Regions from separate parts of the Homo sapiens genome. Here region 2 is linked to region 1. A link is a loop called in an ENCODE intact Hi-C map of the cell type or tissue named here. Cell type or tissue: psoas muscle. All regions are shown on one strand. Region 1 overlaps PUM1 (pumilio RNA binding family member 1). Region 2 overlaps PUM1 (pumilio RNA binding family member 1).

Region 1 (8,000 bases):
GTATTCACGCCACTGCATCCCATCCTCGGCAACAGAGTGAGATCCTGTCTCCAAAAAAAAAAAAGAGAGAGAGAGAAAGAAAGAGAAAAAAAAAAAGAGGGGAAAAAACTCATGTATACATCCCACAAGCAAATAAAAACAGTGCAGTAATTAGCCAACTAGGGCACTTCACAGGCAAAGAATGGGAAAAAGAGCTTACTACAGAAGACCACAGTGACCAAAGACAGGGGCCTAAACCAATGCAGTATCTGCAGCAAACTAAAATCAGATCTGTACTGCTACAATGTATGGTGTTAGCCAATGGCAGTCAACTAGGAAGGGAATTGGGTGGTACATATGTAGAGACCTGTATGTATGAGGCATGGTGATAGAGCCCTATATACTGTGGGTCCCAACCCTAGCTAACCCACAGAATTATCTGGAAGCTCCTTAAAAATACTGATTCCAAGGAACAAAACACCACCACCCCCACCCCGACTCCAAGTAAGTTGTAATGATCAGCCATGTTTGGTAATAACTGTAGTATGACATACTAGGGTAGAAAAAAGGGAAATCAATAAAAGGTTTAAGCAGAAAGATGAAGAGGTAAGATCTAAGTTTGAAATCATTTTCTTGAACAATTTAGAGGGGAAGAGGAGGTGAGAGAGGCAAGGAAATTATAAATACATTAGAGACCAGTAAAAGTACCTGAACTATATGATAGACTAGAGGTGGTAGGAGATCTGGGCAAGGGGGGAAATTCCCAAAATATAAATGAGTATCTGGTGGCTCCATGGATCAAAAACACATATGCAAGGCGTATGTGATTAATTTGCCTTTGAACATTTTCAAGTCTGAGGGGCCTATGATACAGCTACGGAGAGATATTAAGCTGGCAGGTAGATGGCATTGAAAATCTGGATAATCTCCACTGGAGACATGGATTTGGGAAAGAGTATAAAGAATGCACGCCCATCTCAAATGACTTTTCAGCAGGTGAGAAAATCCCTCATGCAGCAGAATGTCTCACCTAGTGTCGCTGCTGCAGCCAATCCAGCTGTGTAGGGGTCCGTCCCTGGGGGAGCAGCGCTGATGATGTATGGATTGGGGACAAACGCAGCGGGAGCTAAACCTGCTGAAAACATACCTGTCAGTAAAAACAAACTTGACTAAAACTGCAGCCCTATCAAATACCTACACAGTTTCGCTATTCACTCCAGACAGTAGATAAGGAAAAAATGAAAAAAGAGAAGACGGGACAGGTTGAGGGTAAAGAGAAATTTTAAAAAGATAACTGCTATACTAAAGATTATAATGAAATGTTTATATAGTCAAATTTTACCTTTGCTAAAGAAATATTTAACTTAAAACTGTATATAGTTATAAATTCAGCATTTCTAAAAGATTATTAAAATTGTAACAGCCTACAATAGAACAATTTTAAAGACTAATATTAAAATGGGATGAAGTATTTATTTCTATTTAAAACAATTTTCCAAACAGTTTTCATGAAATAAAATGTATGGGTATTTATAAAGATTACCATCTACAACTATACATTATCAGACCCAAGGACTTTATGCCTGGCCTTTATTTATTTAGGTTGGAAGTAAGTATATTCTTCTATAGCCTATCACATCCAAGATTAGCTATCTCCTTTCTACTCAATCATGCCATTTTGACACATTAAAAAAAAAAATTCTACTTCTACTTGTTTATACTTAATGCACTCTAAGAGACCTTAAGAAGGTCCAGGGGGAAGAAACGTCTAGGCAGTACGATGAATACATCGCTCAAAACTTTAACAACTGCTAAAGGAAAAGGGCAAAGCTACTTTAAAATCGGTAATTATATGAGAATACTTTTAAATTTTTTCAATGCATACTTACTGGAAAATGGATTTATACTGTTTGTTCACAAAATAAGAAGCTGATATATTAGTCTATAGAACCACAACTTATGTAATCAATGTCATCCAAATCTTACCGAAAGAGCTAATGGTAGTCACCAGTCATTACTCTGATAAATACTTTAAATCCTGAAACATCTGAGGTAGGGCAATGGCTGAACACTGAAGAAATGTTATGATGCGGGTCTACAAGCTATGTCAAAACTAATGTGGCTGGAGACAACTGGACAAAAGGAAGAGGCCACTTACTCTGTCTGAGGGATTTGTCTGAACTTTTATAATCAGTTTAAATTACTGGGTTTCACAGCAACCAGTTATCCTAAAATGGCGGCCACACCTATCATGAAAGAGCTATGGGCTTAAGGACTTACCGATGTGCGGCTGATGAGCAGCTGCCAGTGCATACTGCTGCTGCTGAGCAGCTGTCAACTGCTGGACAGCAAGCGCATTAGGTCTTTGGAACAGCTGAGGCAAGAGGAAAAACACGGTGTGGTTAGGGAAACTGTCTTACAAAATCATTTAAAAACCTCTCTGACTAAAAATTTTAATAAGCACTTGTTTAGGCGTGACACCTTAACAATAAATGTTCTCACACTCTACTTCATTCCCATGGGATTAAAATGTTTCATACTTCTGTTCTCCCTGTCTCTCTTTCTTTACTTCAATTTACTGTGTCCTGGTTCCATGAGCTGACCGCTTCACAGATTATATGTCCCCTGAACCACAAATACACACTCTCTCACACACACACACACACATATGAGATATCTATATCTATATCTATATATCTATCTATATATCTCATATATATGCATTCAAAAGCCCTAAAGATTATCAGGTCTACAGGTCCTGCCTGATCCAAGGCAAAGTTAAAAATTAGACAAATGTACTACCAACTGATTTGTCACATTGTCCCTAGTGCTGAATCTCCTTTCAGTGCTTTCAAGACCCCACAAATAACTGAATTAATCCTCACCTACTCACATTTTGGAGAAGAATATGAAAAGTGTTCACTTCATCCTCTGAGCTGCCTCTTCCTGGGAAAATGGTATTGAATAACTTCCTCAACTAGTAGCTTATCCTAATGAGTAAATTAAGACACCTGCCCAACTTTCGGGAGCTCCAGAGTCTTCTGGGATACTATTCTTTATATGTTAAAAATAAAACAGCAGAAACACAGCAGCTACTAACAAAACTTGGATTATGAGCTCACACCTAGCACACTTCTTAGTTCTAAAGAAAAGAAAGTTCAAAGGCCTTAACAACACTAAGAATGTCTTACGATTCTACGTTAATACAAAACCAGTCATTCACTCATTAATTCAACAAATATTTATGAAACAAATGATACCTGCTAGGCACTGTGCAAGGAACTAGGGATATGACAGTCAATAAAACAATACATAATCCTGCCCTGATGGAGATTACATTTTAGTATGAATAGTATTGGTATAAAGAAAGGGGATGCCAGTAACCTAATTTGTGGATCACCTTAATGGGCCTCCTTCCAAGGAGTCATACTGAAGACTTCAATGTTTGCTAAAATCAGACTGAAAGCACTTACTGAAGTGACCTCCCTGGATAGGACCTTCAACCTACCTGCTCTTCCTACAGGATTTTTCAACAGCTCAGCTGACATTGCTGGATGATGTTTAACAGACACCATGGATCTTGAATTACAGATGTCCTCATAAAGAGACCTGATTGTTTCAGACATTAGGAGATAATGTCATTCTAGCAACTCAGCTTAATTATTGTCATGACTGGACTTACTCTTATCTTAGGTGGTGGAGAGATTTTATCCTGAGATTTGGCTACCCTCTACACCTCAAACATGAGGCTAATTTTAGATTAAAAGAAAACAAAAAGTGAATACTTTGAAGATATTGGCCAATTTCACCTGTTAACTCTTTAGTCTTAGTCTCTGCTTTTGGAGTATGAATGTCAAAAGTAACCATGCACAGATTTCAAAAATACTTTAGTTTTTTTTGTTTTGTTTTGTTTTGTTTTTCCCCAAAAGTTAAAGAAAAACTTCACTGCGATGCTGGCAAAAAAGAAACAGTATTACTAAATATCAAGTCTTAAAAAGAAATAGGGGAACTGAATCTACTGACAGACATTATCAAAACATTTGTCCTCCAGGAAGGGAGCCAGTCAAGACTATTTGGTAACAGTGTGCTTGTGATTTCTGCAAGTTGGTTTCACATTTCTGTTTTACTAAAGATGTGTCTCACACAGTATTCCCTCCAACAGGAGGCAGTCCACCCAAGAGGGGCAGCCAGGAGTGGGAAATAAGTAAAACAGTAGAAAGTTACTTTTAAATTATTTCCAAGGTTGTGAAAACATCTCATAGTTCCACTAAACATGTATTGCCTCTTCAATGGGTTTCTGGAATTTTCTTGGCCTAAAACCTTTTGCAACATTTAACATATCAGCTTGTGCTAGCTGCTTCTCTCTACCCTTCTTTGCCCTACTGCAAACAAAAGAATTCATTTCATTCAACAGATGTTTTTCGAGCACCTATTATTAGGCAGGTGCTGTGACATGGAACTGGGGAAAAAAAGACAGTATGTTCAGAACACAACTCTTAAGGGTATCTCGATTTATTAACCAAAAACAGTAGTCCACTGCCATTCCATCTGACTTAACCTCACTTCATATATTTTTGTTTGTTTGAAGAGTCGGAGTCTTACTCTGTCTGTCACCCAGGCTTAAATGCAGTGACGTGATCATGGCTCACTACAGCCTCAAACTCCTGGGCTCAAGCAATCCTCCTGCCTCAGCCTCCAAGTAGCTGCGCATGTCACCACGCCTGGCATTTTTTTTTTTTTTTTTTTGAACTTTTTTGTAGAGATGAAGTCTACGTTGCTCAGGCTGGTCTGGAACTCCTGGGCTCAAATGATCCTTCCACTTTGGCCTCCCAAAGGACTGGAATTACAGGCGTGAGCCACCACACCTGGGCTATATATTTTTTTAATATTACATGTAAGTCATTTTATGTATGTGTACTGTATCTGTAAATATACACGGAAATACATGGCATGTGGGAATACCACAAAAGTAATCATTCCATATAACATTAGCTTGTGGTTTTCACCACCACATTAAAACATTCTGAAAGCAGGAACTATTACTTTTAACTAAAAGCAAACAAGCCTTACAAGAGACCCCATATAGCCTATGTTTGAGAGCTGATTAATATCTTAGTAATTATGGTGAATAGAAAAGGATTTTCTTGAGACCATTTTGCAGTAAACAACTTAACAAAAGTAAATTATACATCTACAGCAGACAGATTTGATTACAGAACAGATTACAGCAATTTTGGCACATTCTCTTTATGTAAATGGTGCAATATTAACTGGAAATACAGAGTATTCAAAACAAATTGGGTAATTGGCAAGTGACAGATTCCAAAGGATCCTGAAAAACTCACACAAATGCCATCTGCTGGGCAAAGCACTGAGCTCTGCTAACATTTTCATGTTTTTCACAAAGCAAGCGAATATCCCATAACTGAGAAACAAAATACTGTGAGTTGGGGGAAATGCTCAAAGGTCAGTATAATGATAAATGTGACGCAGTTAATTATAATTCACTTGGGTAGATTTCACAAGTTGTTCAAGAGTCTGAATGCTGGGGAAAATGTATCATCTACTTCAAGCATATCGAGGTTCCTAATAAATACTGAAGGCATAGTTTAAGAAGTAGACAAGCTGGTTTGCCTCCTTTCTCTGTCACTTACTATATTAAAAACAGTCTACAGAGCTCTTATTCCAGAAAGGAATCCGGGCAGCCAAAAACACCCAATATAGTGACTGACATGTAGTTGGCATCTTATAAAAGATAGCTACTACTATTATTACTGTTGTTGTTATCAATAGCAGTTGCTGACATAAAAAATTATGGCTTTTTTTTTCTAAACCTGGAGGAGTAATGTCTAAATAAGGAGTTAGTAAATGCAAAAGACTACCGCCCCCACTCCCCCCTGGCCACCGGCCACAATAAAATGTACTGCCAGCCCTGACTTTTTTACCAGTTTGAGACTATATACATAGCAGACAGGGGTTAAGAGCACTGACTCTGGAGCCAGACAGCCTTGGTTTCTATCTCAGCTCACCAGTGACTTGCTATGTCACCTCTGGCAAATCGCTTAATCTCTCTGTGCCTCATTCTCTTCTCCTCTTTAATATGACAATAAAGATAATATGTAACATGGCAGGTTGCTGTGGGGATTAAAATTAACACATGTAAAGATTTATAAGAGTCCTTTATGTGTGATGTTCTTTCTGATGAATGGGGAGAGCACCCCCAACAGACTCAGCCCTTCTGAGAGTCACCCTTTACAGTTCCTTCCCAGAGCCAGGCAGCCCAAGCAGACCAAAAGCAGAGGGCAGGACTCCTCCTAGTCTGTATTAAGAGTCTAAATCAGCCAGGCAAAGTGGCTCATGCCTTTAATGCTAGCATTCTGGGAGGCCGAGGCAGGCGGATCACCTGAGGTCAGGAGTTCGAGACCAGCCTGACCAATATGGAGAAACCCCATCTCTAATAAAAATACAAAATTAGCCGGGAGTGGTGGTGCAGGCCTGTAATCCCAGTTACTCGGGAGGCTGAGGCAGAAGAATTGCTTGAACCCAGGAGGCGGAAGTTGAGGTGAGCCGAGATGGCCATTGCACTCCAGCCTAAGCAACAAGAGTGAAACTCCATCTCAAAAAAAAAAAAAAAAAAAGAGTCAAAATCTCACCGCACCAGGACCACCAGCTGCTATCAGTGGGTCACAAAGATAACAGGGAAGAAAGAAAACCATTTTTGTTTTTACGGATGAGTACTTTCTGCATTATACTACTTTAAGAAAAAGCTATGTAGTTGAATTTGAAGGTGAGACAACTCCACCTATTAAAAGGCCCTGCGTTTCTAATACAAAGTTCAAAAGAGACAGCCTGAAGCTAGAAACCAAAATAATAGCTATCTGCATAGCTTGTACTAGATGACCTTCAAACAAGTCCCTAAACTTCACTGATTTTTTTTTTTGGAGACAGAGTGAGACTCTGTCCCCGGGGCTGGAGTGCAGTGGTGCGATCTTGGCTCACTGCAACCTCCGCCTCCTGGGTTCAAGCGATTCTCCTGTCTCAGCCTCTGGAGTAGCTGGGATTACAGGCTTGCGCCACCACACCTGGCTAATTTTTGTATTTTTACTAGAGACGGGGTTTCACCATGTTGGCCAGGCTGATCTCAAACTCCTGACCTTGGGTGTCCTGCCAGCCTCAGCCTCCCAAAGCGCTGGGATTACAGGCATGAGCCACCATGCTTGGCCTCTTATGTGTAAAAATAAAATAGCTGCCCTACCTCGTGGGGTTGTTTTCAGGGTTCACAGAGAAAATCCCTTCGAAACAGTAAAAGCACTATATCAATGATGGGATTCTAAAATTTTAAGAAAAAGGTTTATTTTGGAGTCATTCCTCAGCATATGAAATTTGTGAAATCTTGTTACTGCTTGAAGCTTCTAGATAAAAGCCCAGTTTATACCAGGTTATTTGAACTACTGCAATGATCAACTAATGATTACAATGATTTTTCGTAGGCGCATACAAATTAAACCATGCTGCTAAACTAAAAAAAAAAAATCATCATCATCATCATCTGTGCATTTCTTTGGCAGATGAAGAATCTGATTCCAAAACAAATGATTTCTAAGGTCCTAGGGAAGAACAAAACACATCCCTTCACTAAGTATTATTAATACTTTTTGAGAAAAACTTCACCATAAGTAAAATTTGAACGAAGTCAAATAACAATAGAAGTTAAGCTTCAACTGATCAATTACTAGTCACTCTTTGTCAGTTACTATACACATGACACTTGATAGAATAATCATTTGTAAGTTAAAGAGAAAGTTGAGCATATTAAATACCTACATTAAAAGTATATACACACTTGGCCTCACGAGAATGACATTTAATCACACTGCCACACTTTTAACACATGCCGATTTCCACTCCCCTCTGACTGTGGTCGTGCAGGAATGAATACCATACTTCAACTTTCATTTTCAGAATATTGAATCTTTGTTAAAATTCATGCTTAACAGATGAGTTTTAGTACAACAGTGTCC
Region 2 (8,000 bases), 52 kb after region 1:
AAAGATACAGTTGCATTATTGTTTTCAGTCACATATTTTAAAAACGCACAGCCAATACTATGCTACAAATGAGACACACCGTATCACTAAGATACAAAAGATTGGGAATGCTCACTAAAAATTGAAATTTATAAAACTCAAAGTAAGAGTAAAGTTCAGTTAGTTACATGAGCACAAAGAGACAGACAAGGCTTATAATACTGTGGTGTTTTAAAAAGGCCCTGAAATAGGAGCTATGATCATTTTACATGGTGTTTAGATTATTAGATGAGCACAATAAATAGACTCATAAACTGTATATAATAAAAATAAAGGAGGGTAGGGAGGATGAAGACAGGATGTTAGCTAGGAACTCTACACGTTATATGAAATGATAAACCTTTAGGCCAGCATTAACATTGACAAAGCATGTAAATCAAATGCACAAAGCTCTGTATCTAGCTCTTTCTGTGGAATCTAATTATACATTTAAATAGAGCTAGACATTTCTTGGAAATCCAAAAACCTACAAATACAGTTTCAACCAGAAATATTAAAAATTCTATTTATATGTCCCAAGGAAACTAAGTAGGAGGAGTAAGAAAAAAAGTATGCACTGTGTATATTTATGTAGCCATCACAACAACCTCACAGTGATTATTCCCATTTTAGAGATTAGGAAACTGATCCTCCAAGAAATGCCTTCTCCAACCATTGTTAGGTAGGGAAAAGCATAGGAGGAAACTAAGGCTCAGAGCACTTACATGGCACTGCCAGGATCTTAATCCAAGTCTTCCCATTTAAAGTTCAAGGCCCTTTCTGTACCACCAAGCTGCCCCCTGGCAGTCAAAGGAAGTTTCCACCTCCAATATTCTATTATTTTACTACATAAAACTGCTGTCAGTTTCTGCTGTGGGCTTCGATGAATGTGCTCTCTTGGTCTTGCCTTTGCTTTTCACTATCTCTTCCCCTACCTTCAAAACTTGCTCATCCTGCCCTTGTAGCATTTTCCATTCCTTTCTACACTATCTTCCTGCCACCATTCTCTTTCACCATCTATTTACACTCTTTTGGATATGCGCACTCTCGCTCCCTGCCTCCCCTGGCCCTCTCTCTCTCTCTCTCTCTCTGGTTTCTTCTCTCCCTCTCTTTTTCTCTCTACTCACCCTCCCCACCTCCCTCTTTCAGGGTATCTCCCGCTGCCTCATTTATATAAGAACCACACTCTTTCCCTATCCCTGTATACCACCCTCCTGCCCTACCTCTTACAGTCAATTGTTGAGAAAGGAGGCTCAACTTCTAAGAGTTTTGCTAGTGCAGAAACTACATTTTAAACCAGTCACCCACGTTGACTACATGAGATAAACCAAGTCATTCTCTCACAAAAGTTTTTAACTATTTGGGAACTTATTTATTCATACTGGGAGCTGTATTTTGTACAGTCACTGCCACAGGGCAGACTCTCCAGACAAAATTCTTCCTAGGAAACAAAACTAATACTCAGAAAAAGATGCTCAAGAATCAAGAGAAATCAAAAAATGAAGGCACTGTAAGAAATATTTGTAAGAAATATTTTAGAAGGGAGAAGTATTTTCCATGATAAAGGAGAAAAGCTAGCTGTCAATTATAATCAGAGTAAATGCTCCCATCAAGGTAGAATAAGCCTTTCAAGTTCCTTCTACACTTCCCTTTTCTCTAGCAATCTATTTGAGTCTCAGGTTAATGTTTTGTTTTGTTTTTTGAGACTCCTGCTCTGTTGCCCAGGCTGGAGTGCAGTGGCGTGATCTTTTTTTTAAAAAAAAAAAAAAAGGTTTTTAATCAAATAGATAAACCTGGAACTACATTACCACATTTTGGAAAATGAAAAATTAAAAGTATCACTTTACAAATCTTTTGGCATGTGCCTGTAGTCCCAGCTACTCATGAGGCTAAAGCAGGAGGACTGCTTGAGCCTCGGAGATGGAGGCTGCAATGAGCCAAGGTAACACCACTACACTCCAGCCTGGGCCATAGAGGGAGACCCTGTTTCAAAAATAAAATAAAGTGGGCCAGGCGTGGTGACTCACACCTGTAATCCTAGCACTTTGGGAGGCTAAGGCGGGCAGATCACCTGAGGTCAGGAGTTCAAGACCAGCCTGGCCAACATGGCAAAACTCCGTCTCTACTAAAAATACAAAAATTAGCTGGGCGTGATGGCGCATGCCTGTAGTCTCAGCCACTCGGGAGGCCGAGGCAGGAGAATCGCTTGAATCCTGTCTCTAAAAAAAAATACAAAAAAAGAAAAAAAAAAACGTTATTTTCCTTGACTACAGTGTAGGCTGGCAGAAATAAAAGGTGGAAATCTAAATACAGGGCTAGGAAGAGAATTAGGAGACCATATTGGTTATCGAGCCAAAAAATAAAGGAAGTTTAGAAGACGACCTTACTGATTTTTCCTTTTTTTTTTTGAGATGGAGTCTGGCTGTTGCCCAGGCTGGAGTGCAGTGGTGCGATCTCACCTCACTGCAACCTCCACCTTCCAGGCTCAAGTGATCCTCCCATCTCAGCCTCCTGAGCAGCTGAGACTATAGGTATGTGCCACCACATCCAGCTAATTTTCTTTTTTTTTTTTTTTTTTTTTTTTTTTGAGACGGAGTCTCGCTCTGTCGCCCAGGCCGGACTGCGGACTGCAGTGGCGCAATCTCGGCTCACTGCAAGCTCTGCTTCCCGGGTTCACGCCATTCTCCTGCCTCAGCCTCCCGAGTATCCAGCTAATTTTCATATTTTTTGAAGAAGACGAGGTTTTACCATGTTGCCCAGGCAGGTCTCGAAGCCCTAAGCCCAAGTGATCCATCCAGCATGGCCTCCTAAAGTGCTGGGCTTACAGGTGTTAGCCACCACGCCCAGCCCATTTTATTTTTTTGAGACAGGGTCTGGCTCTGTTACCTAGGCTGGAATGCAGTGGCGCAATCACAGCTCACTACAGCCTCAAACTCCCACCTCAGCCTCTCGAGTAGCCAGGACTAGAGACACACACCACCACACCCAGCTAATTGTTTTTAATTTTTTTGTAGAGACAAGGTTTCACTATGTCATCTAGGCTGGTTTTGAATTCCTGACCTCAAGCAATCCTCCCGCCTTCTAAAGTGCTGGGATTACAGGTATTAGCCACCGCACCCAGCCATGGAAAATAAATTCAAACAGACTTGGGCACAAAGGAATTCTGAATTGTAAGAAGTTAATGATCCAAATAGAAATTCAATTATTTGAATAATTACAATTTATCCATTTTTCAAGCAGGTATTATTGAACATTGAATCTTAAAAAGCAGAATAAAGCAAACATTATGTTAAACCATGCATTCTGGAATAAAATCACTAAAAACGACACAGGTTTTGCTAGCATTCTGGTTCAGTTCTTGTACTTGCTTTACTGGCATTCTTGTCCTGAACTGCTCAGTGTGTCTTTACAATGAACGTCCCTTTACTGGAGCCGATTTGACTAGTTGTCTGTTGCCTGATTAGAGAAACCAAACTCAGTTACAACAGAGTATCACTGAGTTGGGGAGTTCATTAAATCACACTGAAAATTTCCATATTAAAACAAATGTACAGGCTCACACCTGCAATCACAGAACTTTGGGAGGCTGAGGTGGACAGTTTCACTCGAGGTCAGCAGTTCAAGACCAGCATGGCCAACACGGTGAAATCCCGTCTCTACCAAAAATACAAAAATTACCCAGGTGTGGTGGCTAATTGACGTATAAGCAAAAGGTAGCAGTCAACATAGAGAAAAGAAATGTGCTGAAAGAAGCAGAGACAAGGGACTACAGTGCCCTTTAAAAAAACAGAAAGCCTCCAAGTATTCAGGAAGCCCACATATATATTTCTTGCTCTGAGGTTCAGAGAGTCCTTAGTGTTCTTTCACTAAATCCCCTGAATTTTTGTTAACTAGAGTAGATTTCCATACTTTTAACTGCCTTTGCTAGATTATTTCCTCATAAAGATAGGCTCTTCATCTCCACACCTACTTTTGTTCTCAAGGATTTTTTGCATACAGAAACCTAGATCATGATGGTTCCATTTCACTAAAAGAGATCAGAACAATATAATCAGAATCGTTGATGCCAGGAACCATTATGGAAAGGAAATACCAGTGAGAAAATGGCAGGCAAAGAGGAGAAACTTGAGCAATGAGAAAAGGAAAGAGAATATAAGAATTAATCTAATTTGAATTTAATCAACAAAGGGAAAAAAACCTAGTAAATCTGTTCTACAGCATCTTCTGCACACGATATATCTGTATTAATAACAACTATTACTAAGACTTACTTTGTGTCTGGTCCTGATCCCATAAATACTTTATACACTTTATCATCTCTTTTAATAGTCATAACTACACAGGAGGCTGAGGTAAGTGGGTCCCTTGAGCCTGCGACCAGCCTGGGCAACATGAGAAAAATCCTGTCTCTATTAAAAATATGAAAATCAGCCAGGCATGATGGCACATGCCTGTAATCCCAGCTACTTGGGAGGCTGAGGCACAAGAATCACTTGAGCCCGAGAGGCGGAGGTTGCAGTGAGCCGAGACTGCACCACTGCACTCCAACCTGGGTGACAAAACAAGTCTGTCTCAAAAGAAAAAAAAAAAAGTCATAACTACCCTGAAAACACAGATAATATTATTCCCATTTTGGAAGCAAAGCAAGAAGTTGGTGGGGCGCAGTGGCTCACACCTATAATCCCAGCACTTTCGGAGGCCGAGGCGGGCGGATCACCTGAGGTCAGGAGGTCGAGACCAGCCTGACCAACATGGAGAAACACCGTCTCTACTAAAAATACAAAATTAGCCGGGCATGGTGGCGTGCACCTGTAATCCCAGCTACTCAGGAGGCTGAGGCAGGAGAATTGCTTGAACCTGGGAGGCAGAGGTTGCAGTGAACCGAGATAGCGCCACTGCACTCCTGCCTGGGCAACGAGAGTGAAACTCCATCTCAAATAAAAAAAAAAAGAAAAGAATAGCAAGAAGTTATTACAGCCCTTAAACAAAATATAGATAAATCATTCTTTCCTAATTACTGGAGGAGAAAAAAACCAAAAAACCTCTTTTGGTATAAATGGCTGCAAAACCTATTGCATGATGTTATGAATGAATGTTCATATCATTTATTAACTGTCAATAACAACAACACTAAACACCAGGCACTGGCACTGCGAAACAGACGTTATTCCATTTTATATACGAGGAAACCAAGGTTTACAGAAATTACTTGTCCAAAATCATGTAACTGATAAAGATCCGAAATAGAATTCAAACTCAAGTTTGTTTTTTTTTTTTTAGTCTCACTCTGTTGCCCAGGCTGAAGTGCAGTGGCACTATCTCGGCTCACTGCAACCCCTGCCTCCCGAGTTCAAGCAATTCTCCTACCTCAGCCTCCCGAGTAGCTGGGACTACGAGTGCGTGCCACTGCACCTGGCTAATTTTTTGTATTTTTTAGTAGAGATGGGGTTTCACCATGTTGGCCAGGCTGGTCTTGAACTCCGACCTCATGATCCGCCTGCCTCGGCCTCCCAAAGTGCTGGGATTACAGGTGTGAGCCACCATGCCCGGCCCAAATTCAGCTCTTTATGCCTTTTACCACTTGTTCCTGTTGTCATCAAAGGCAAGAGCAGACCATACAGGGTGGCTCACACCTCTACATGGCCAGTACTTTCGAGGCCAAGGCAGGAGGATCACTTGAGGCGAGGCCAGGAGTTCAAGATCAGCCTGGGCAGCACAGCAGACTCTCATCTCTACAAAAAATATGTTCAGGCAAACATCCTGCTCCCCAGTCAAGGCACTTGGCTAAAAATGGGATTGGACAGCAGGGGAGGCAGGGATTCGGAGTGCTCTGAGGCCTCGAGCTCTCCACTGGGGAGCAGCTTAGTGTTCTGTTTTGAAGAATGCTATGAAGTTCCTGGCTATACATGAGGACACGTTTAGGTCTTTGGAGCCACACTCAGAGTACACGAAGGGTAGGAAAAACCACACGAGGCAAAGAACTTACATCAAGACCAGGCCTAAAATACATTAATGTGGGTGGTTCAGCACAAGGGCAGTTGTCTGATAGCTATAATGAAGAAGAGTATGACTGTCCCATTTCAGATGAAGATAAGAGTAATTGATGAGTCAGATAACCATATGAGAGAAGGTAAAGATACTGCTGATTACCATGGTTGTGGTTTCTTCCCTGAACACTGGCTTCACATAGTTTTTTGTGCTGAGAACAGATACCAACCAGTGTATTGTACACAAGACTTAAACAAGGGGTTAAGGTCAGAAGAAACTAAAAGACAATACTCAGTGTGAGATTTCTCACTCTTTATGAAGCCACAATATCCTACAAGGAAAAACCAGGCATCAACTATTCAGCAATAAACCAGAAGAGCTAGAAAATAATATAGATCAGATCTTGAAATAAATTGAAAAGTGGATCAAAGATCGTAACACTTGGACCATAAGACTAGCCACTTTACAATCACTCCTGTTGATATTTCTCTGCTGACGTGACAGAAACTGTCCAAGTATCGGTGACGCTTCATTAAAATTATTTTCCAAGACTAGCAGGTGGACAGTGAAAAGGTTTATTAAGTCTGGGTATCTACCTCCCCATGAGAAAGTTAAAGATCTAAAACATAATGAATTTAGGCTGGGTACAATGGCTCATGCCTCCCAGCACTTGGGAGGCCAAGGCGGGCGGATCACTTGAGGTCAGGAGTTTGAGACCAGCCTGGCCAACATGGTGAAACCCTGCCTCTACTAAAAATACAAAAAATTAGCTGGGCGTGGTGGCGGGCACCTGTATTCCCAGCTACTCAGCAGGCTGAGGCAGGATAACTGCTTGAACCAAGGAAGCGGCCAAGATTGCACCACTGCACTCCAGCCCGGGCGACAAAGCACGATTCAGTCTCAAAAAAAGAAAGAAGGAATATAAGATTATTCAGGATTTAAAATAAAAATTGGCATCATTTAGGGCCGGGCGTGGTGGCTCACACCTGTAATCCCAGCACTTTGGGAGGCCAAGGTGGGCAGATCACGAGGTCAGGAGATCATCTGGCTAACACAGTCAGGAGGTCAGCAGACCATCCTGGCTAACACGGTGAAACCCCGTCTCTACTAAAAAATACAAAAAAATTAGCCAGGCGTGGTGGCAGGGGCCTGTAGTCCCAGCTACTTGGGAGGCTGAGGCAGGAGAATGGCGTGAACTCAGGAGGCGGAAGTTGCAGTGAGCCGAGATTTCGCCACTGCACTCCAGCCTCGGAAATAGAGTGAGACTCCATCTCAAAAAAAAAAAAAAACCCTGGCATCATTTAATACTTCAACTGCTAAAGAATAAATAAACATGGCCAAATGGGTGGATACCTTTTATTACAGAAGAAAATGCAGATGATCTTTAAAGCTAAAGGTTAAAAAAAAAAAAGAGAGAGAGAAATATGTTCAGAGGAGAACTATCAGCTACCAGGCATGCCTACAGTGTTAGTCTCCATGAACTGAGGGGGTAGAAATTATTTAAACAAGGGGGAAAAACTTTAACCTGCGATTACTTCTCTAGTTGATTTGCTCTCCCTTTGCGATGGACTAGGCATTGCAGAAATGTAGACTACTGTTCAAAGACCATGGTAGACACTACTTTCTACACTCTCCTTAACATCTGAAGTAACACCCGCCAAGTACCAAACCGCACCTTATTAACAGTGCTATGGTGATTTGTCTTATCTCCCTAAAAATAATCCCTTGAGCGTCTAGCACAGTATCAAAAACATGACAGGCATTACATACAAATATTTGTAATGTGAGAAACTGCCCTTAGTCATACAAGTGGTGAAATAGTACTGCTAGAGCTAGGTTCTTTAAGATGATTCTTATCCTTCTTTAAAACACGCATACAAATACACACAACTTTACCTTGCTTTATTTGACTTTTCTGGACATCTGACAATATGTAATATGGGTTTGATTAATATTCATGCCCTTTGATCTGGTAATTCCACTTCTAGGAATTT

What was found. Peaks named below come from ENCODE experiments on the same cell type or tissue, not always from the same donor. Only the 100,000 strongest peaks of a DNase experiment are listed, where the experiment ranks them.
Region 2: it touches region 1 in a loop (1.8-fold over the local background); 8 of 110 quality-filtered maps call a loop at or near these places.

Annotation. Positions count from the first base shown.
Region 1 is chr1:30,979,053-30,987,052 of GRCh38, forward strand. It overlaps PUM1 (pumilio RNA binding family member 1), which reads right to left. Exons shown (of 22, transcript NM_001020658.2): 8 at 2,260-2,353; 9 at 1,010-1,111. Among named protein-coding and RNA genes, the nearest start is that of SNORD103C, 15 kb to the left of the region's middle. RefSeq lists an enhancer at 6,579-7,079. In psoas muscle, CTCF peaks have their summits at 4,146 (motif pointing right) and 5,335 (motif pointing left); no DNase peak of the experiment used is centred here; H3K27ac peaks cover 5,544 bases.
Region 2 is chr1:31,030,799-31,038,798 of GRCh38, forward strand. All of the region lies in intron 2 of PUM1 (pumilio RNA binding family member 1), which reads right to left. Among named protein-coding and RNA genes, the nearest start is that of PUM1, 31 kb to the right of the region's middle. RefSeq lists an enhancer at 3,262-3,763. In psoas muscle, no CTCF peak of the experiment used is centred here; no DNase peak of the experiment used is centred here; H3K27ac peaks cover 2,237 bases.